Regions from separate parts of the Homo sapiens genome. Here region 2 is linked to region 1. A link is a contact called in ENCODE Hi-C or POLR2A ChIA-PET data. All regions are on one chromosome and are shown on one strand. Each heading gives the region's core, a stretch centred on a gene start or an enhancer-like site at or near the end of the contact. The rest is flanking DNA. Distances are from core to core; before and after follow the strand shown. Region 1 holds the start of CCL3 (C-C motif chemokine ligand 3). Region 2 holds the start of CCL16 (C-C motif chemokine ligand 16).

Region 1 (2,700 bases), core at 147-2,646:
TCGCTTGGTTAGGAAGCTGTGGAGAAGGGAGGAAGAGTTAAGCACTGGGGAATCCAGCAGGGGAATCCTGGGCCCACCATGGCCCCACCATTCTGCTCTCTGTCCTGGGCAGCTCAGGGCTTGCTCCTCTTTCAGGGGCCCCCTGCCTATCTCTGTCTAGAGAGCTTCTCTCAGTGACTCAGTAGGGGTGGCCCTCAGAGTGTCCCGCTGCCTCCTTCTTCCTGTCCCTTTCCTCTGGGCTGGGGCAGCCCTTCCTGACTCTGTAACACATGCCTCACTCCAGCTCCAAGTCAGGTCACACCTCGGAGCCCTGCGTCCTGTATCCCCGATAGGCTCCTGAAGGCTGGGCCTTTCCAGGATAGCCTTCTGGCCTGTCTCTGCCCCAACCCTGACCCTCCCTACCTCCATAGAGGTGAGCAGGAAGACTGGCACTTACATGACACCGGGCTTGGAGCACTGGCTGCTCGTCTCAAAGTAGTCAGCTATGAAATTCTGTGGAATCTGCCGGGAGGTGTAGCTGAAGCAGCAGGCGGTCGGCGTGTCAGCAGCAACTGTGGAGAAAGGAAGAGAATGAGCCCGAGTCACAGCTCAGAAGAAAAGGCCAGGCAGCTTCTGATCCCCGAGCAGTTGAGGAAGGCAGGCTTGCTCAGACCAAGTGACTGGAAGGCATTTGGGCATTTTTGCTGAGAAATGTCTCTTTGTTTCTGTCTGTATCCTTCTTTCTCCTTGACTCTTCATAGTGGGTTCTCTGTTTCTCTGTGTGATCCAGATACCTGAACGGACTGTTCTCTTATCTCAGTTCTCTTCAGGGAATTTTGTCTGGTTCAAGAAGTCATACCCCAACCCAAGAGAAGCCTTGGACATCTCTCATAAGACATCCAAGGGACAGAGCTCCTGGGAGACCTAGAGTGAGCTGGAGAGTGAACAACATACCCCACTGGGAAGTAAGCAGCCCTGGATTCTGCCTCTTGCTAACTGATTCGTTTCGAACCCTGTTTTTCTATCTGTAAAAGGGACTGTAACTCCCCTGCCCCTGCCTAGATTCTCATACCTGGAGACTAGGGGGCTAAGACCCCTTCTAGAGATAAAAATAAAAGTCTTAAAGAGAAAGACCAAGATGTTTGGCAGCCCTTTAAGAAGTTCTCTTTTCTCTTGGGGGCTTTTAGGCCACAAGAAAAGATTGATGTGGTCTAACCATGGCCAGAGAGTGGTGATACCCACAACGAAACTCAGACTCACGTGATGCAGAGAACTGGTTGCAGAGAGCCATGGTGCAGAGGAGGACAGCAAGGGCAGCAGTGGAGACCTGCATGATTCTGAGCAGGTGACGGAATGTGGGCTCGAGTGTCAGCAGAGCCAAGAAAGGACTGACCACTGTCTGCTGCCCGTGTCCTTCTGAAGTCTGAAACCAGCTCTCCTCTTTATAGGCAGCCCTGGCGGATGGGGAAATGGAATCTGGGGGTGAGGAGGGAAATTTTTAAGCGTAGTGATGCTGTCATGCTAAGTTGCACAACTCAGGGTCCCTGGTGACCACAGGGGCTCAGGATATCCAAGAATAGCATCTTTGAGCTATTCTCTAACTCTCAGCTCTCAACTCATGACTTGTTATAGTTTCATAGGGAAATGGTTTCTCCTGTGAGTGTGAAGAGGGGTATATGTCAACCCAAGGCTATTCTTAGTCAGTCCCTTCTCATAAGAACTGGTCTGTGCATGAACTCTCCAGCCCCATTCCTTCCCACAGAGCTGCAATTCTGCTTCCTCAGCTGCTATAACCACAGGGATAGGGTTGATGGGCTGATGCTGTGGAGGGCTGCACAACCCTTCCTCCTCCCAGAGGCAAAGAACTGAATGAAAGCTGGAGGAATAGAAAGCATGAGGTCATGTTTCAGTCATTTGTCTATTTATTAGTCATGTAGTGACTAGGGCGCTGTGTTAAACGCTAGTTGTGGATCATAAAAATACTTTAGAGGTGGGTGTCAATATGTCAGGTGCCTAGAAATATCTGTAGCCATTAACCTAGAAAAAGCATTTCTAGGAAAGAGTTCTGTGGAAACAACCCAAATATGGAGCCATCTTCAAACATAAAGATACCTGACCCAGCATCGTTTATAACTCTAAAATAAACAAAGCTAAATTTTTCTCCATCAGGGAATGATAAATTATCCACTAGATCATTTATTATTAAGTCTCTAAAATGAATGAAGTGGCATAAATATGCTTATAACATCAGTGGTTAAAAAAAGCAAGATACGACATTATACAAATTCTACAAAGTCTGAAGAATTGTACAAATATATATATATATTTGTACTATATATACATGTATTTGTACATATACACATATATATTTGTACAAATATATATATATTCCTTGCCAACCCTAAGCATGGAAAAAAATACAAAGGCTTGGAAATACATGCCTTAAAGAATGAATAGTTCTTATATTTGTGTGATAGGTCCCTGGGTGATTTATTTTCTTATTTTTTTCTTTTTCTGAATTTTTCTCATTTTACTTAGTTAGACTTTATTACCTTCTTGGTCAGCCCACAAATTTATAAACTAATTTTTAAAAAAACATTTCCAACATCACTGGTTGAAAAATAGGTTGTTGTCAGTTGTTTAATCTGAAAGAAATTATTGATAAATATGCTGAAGTTTCTGTTCAATGGTTTTGGCCAAAATGAAGTCTTGATTTCCCAT
Region 2 (2,700 bases), core at 116-2,615, 110 kb before region 1:
TGAGAGTATGTGGGCAGATTACATGGTGCACTTGACCCTTGCTCCTTTGTGTTTACACAGGCAGAGTCAGGCCAGACTACATGCCAGGGTGACCTTAAGAGAGAAAAGAGGCCAGGCATGGTGGCTCATACCTGTAATCCTAGCACTTTGGGAGGCCGAGGTGGGCAGATCACGAGGTCAGGAGTTTGAGACCAGCCTGACCAACATGGTGAAACCCCGTCTCTACTAAAAATACAAAAATTAGCTGGGCGTGGTGGTGTGTGCCTGTGATCCCAGCTACTCAGGAGGCTGAGGCAGGAGAATCACTTGAACTCGGGAGGCGGAGGTTGTGGTGAGCCGAGATCGCGACACTGCGCTCCAACCTGGGCAACAAGAGCGAAACTCCATCACAAACAAAACAAAACAAAACAAAACACAACAAGCAAACAAACAAAAAAACAAAAGCGAAAAGAATGGCTGGGGCAGCCTAGGGCAGGTACACGTCTTTGTCCTCCCCACCCCCGTCACCAGGTCCTCGTAAACAATGATAGAGGGAGGAGATACGGAGGGGCAAAACAAACCCCCTCCTCCATAGGCCCCAATTCTCCCTTTCCCCACAGCTCCAAAACCTTTCAACCCCTTTCCTCTTTTCTGCAGATTTTATTTAGTCATAGGCTGGGGGATGGAGAAGGGGACCATAGATTCCCAAGCAGCCATTCCACTGGGACTCATTTTGGTTGTCTGATAGTCCCAGCAACCTGTGCCAGCCATGTTGAGGAAGGGCTCTCTCGGTTCAGACTCCCAATTCCTGGACTTAGACCCACATGATTGTTTGAACCTTCCTTCCTCTCGCCACTCATTCTTCCAGGGCACCTGCCACTTTTCTTTCTCATCCGCGTGCCTCCCCCTCCCTTTCATTGCATGCACTTCTTGTTGCATTTTCTGCTGCTTTCTTGGCCTCTCCTCCTGAATGATCATTCCTGCTCACCACGCTTGGGACTCCTGAGGAAATGGTGACCCAGTTTCCTGGAACTACTTACCCCAGAAAGATCCGGACCAACCCCAGCTCTACTTACAAAGGGGAGAATTGGAGGTCAGAAGCTATGCATGAAGGTGGGGAGAGCCCACAGGGTCTTATGAGGCCAGAGACCCGACAGCGCCCTTGGCACTACCTCCCTGCCAGCTGCTCCATCCCCCTTTCTCGTTCCTGCCCTACAGAGACAAGTGGACTCACTTGGCTGGCTGCGAGAAGCCGAAGTAATGATAAGGATGAGGACAAGGAGAGACAGGGCAGCCTCGGAGACCTTCATCCTCTCAGCGAGGCAGTACAGCTTCAGGGAGAGCCGAATGAAGATGTTGTCTGTTGCTGGTGGTCCGCTTGCCAACTACTCAGCTCTCTGGACCTTGACCGCATCAGAGCCGGTAGAGGAGGAGAAACAACAGGCCTCAGTGTTTGCTGAAACAGAGGGCAGCAGAGGATGGGACTTGGTGCAGAGCTGAATTCAGTAGAATCTGAATTCACGTGAAGAAATGGGCGAATGTGTGTCAGCTACCTTACATGCCCTATCTTATATAATCCTTAAAATAGTGAATAGCGATTATTACTTCCCTGGGACTACTGAGGCCTAGAGGCTAAATAAATTGTCCAAGGTCACCTGGGTGGATAGGCGGATGAAAAACCAGATCTGTTTGATTTCACCATGTTACCTGCCACCATCTGTATGTTGGGGAAGGGCAGGCAGGGTTGAACCACCCCAGCTTCCCCCAGGTGATCAGTCTTGGGGAGATGAGCACAAAGCAGGATTACAGAGCCCAGACTGAGGCAAAGGTAGGGCTTAGTTGCCTCTGAGAAGGAAATGCCCTCTCCCAGTCCAAGGCCACATGATTGAGCTCACACTCTTTCCTGTCACAGTGTATGCTAATACTCCAAAAAAAAAAAAAAACAATGTGCCTGATCCTTGGGTCCCCATTTGTTGCTGGACCGTTTGACTTATTTGTCAATGTTTTTATTTATCTCTTTGGACCTCGGACTTTGGACTGATTTTTAGGTGTAGCCAGCTCGCTGATCCCTCCTGGGTGCCCCCATGGCCAACCATGACCAGCAGGGGACCCTCCAACTCTGTGCACCTGACAACCTGCGTCTGTGCTCCAGGACTCCAGCTTCTGCCCCTCTGGCCTGGGCTCTGGCTGGACCTGTCCCACAGCTTCCTCTCTCTTCAGGTGCCTCAGGACCCTTTTCCATGTTGAAAGCTGCATTTAGAGAAGAGATCAAAGATATAAGGGATTTTGCTGTTGATGGACAGCAAGCTTTAGAGGCATAGGTGATGTGTTTCAGGTGTTGAGGGCAGTGGGAGGCAGGGGCAGAAACAGGGACTGTGCAGATCCTTATGGGGCTTTCTGCTTGGCATGACTGCTCATAGATAGGTAAACCGTATAATGCAGTTACTCCTGGTGGGTTCAAGGCTTCACCTGGTGGTGAAGCTGTGGCTTTTTGTGAGGGCAGGGAGGGTACGTATGTGGGGCATCCTCTTGACCTCTGTTTATGGAGGTGACAAGGCCTGAGAAGCCTGGTTGTGACTTTGGCATGCAGGCCCCCATATGGCCCTTAATGTGGCCCACAAGCCCTTCCTTATCTGTGGAAGGCTGGAGGCCAGGAAAGGGTGGTCATAATCCCTACTCTGGGCAAGCTCTTATTCCAAGTACACAGAGCTCCTCCTTGGG

Evidence for each region. A loop is a pair of places that touch in the nucleus more often than their neighbours do. ChIA-PET counts read pairs that join two places held with the same protein, here RNA polymerase II (POLR2A). Pooled maps may share reads with other maps.
Region 2: a map with no recorded cell type shows a loop between it and region 1 (2.4-fold over the local background). The contact joins the promoter of CCL16 here to the promoter of CCL3 in region 1. A Hi-C loop is called at or near these places in 5 of 37 single-sample maps with no recorded cell type and 5 of 50 pooled maps. POLR2A ChIA-PET finds 5 or more read pairs at or near these places in 4 of 52 experiments (GM12878, H1, activated CD4-positive, alpha-beta T cell and 1 more).

What each region holds. Positions count from the first base shown.
Region 1 is chr17:36,088,747-36,091,446 of GRCh38, forward strand. CCL3 (C-C motif chemokine ligand 3) reads right to left here and starts at 1,397. Exons shown (of 3, transcript NM_002983.3): 1 at 1,240-1,397; 2 at 437-551; 3 at 1-16. The coding sequence starts at 1,312. It overlaps CCL3-AS1 (CCL3 antisense RNA 1), which reads left to right. Exons shown (of 3, transcript NR_186417.1): 3 at 800-1,116.
Region 2 is chr17:35,980,132-35,982,831 of GRCh38, forward strand. CCL16 (C-C motif chemokine ligand 16) reads right to left here and starts at 1,366. Exons shown (of 3, transcript NM_004590.4): 1 at 1,214-1,366. The coding sequence starts at 1,289. RefSeq lists an enhancer at 1,881-2,176 and a silencer at 1,881-2,176.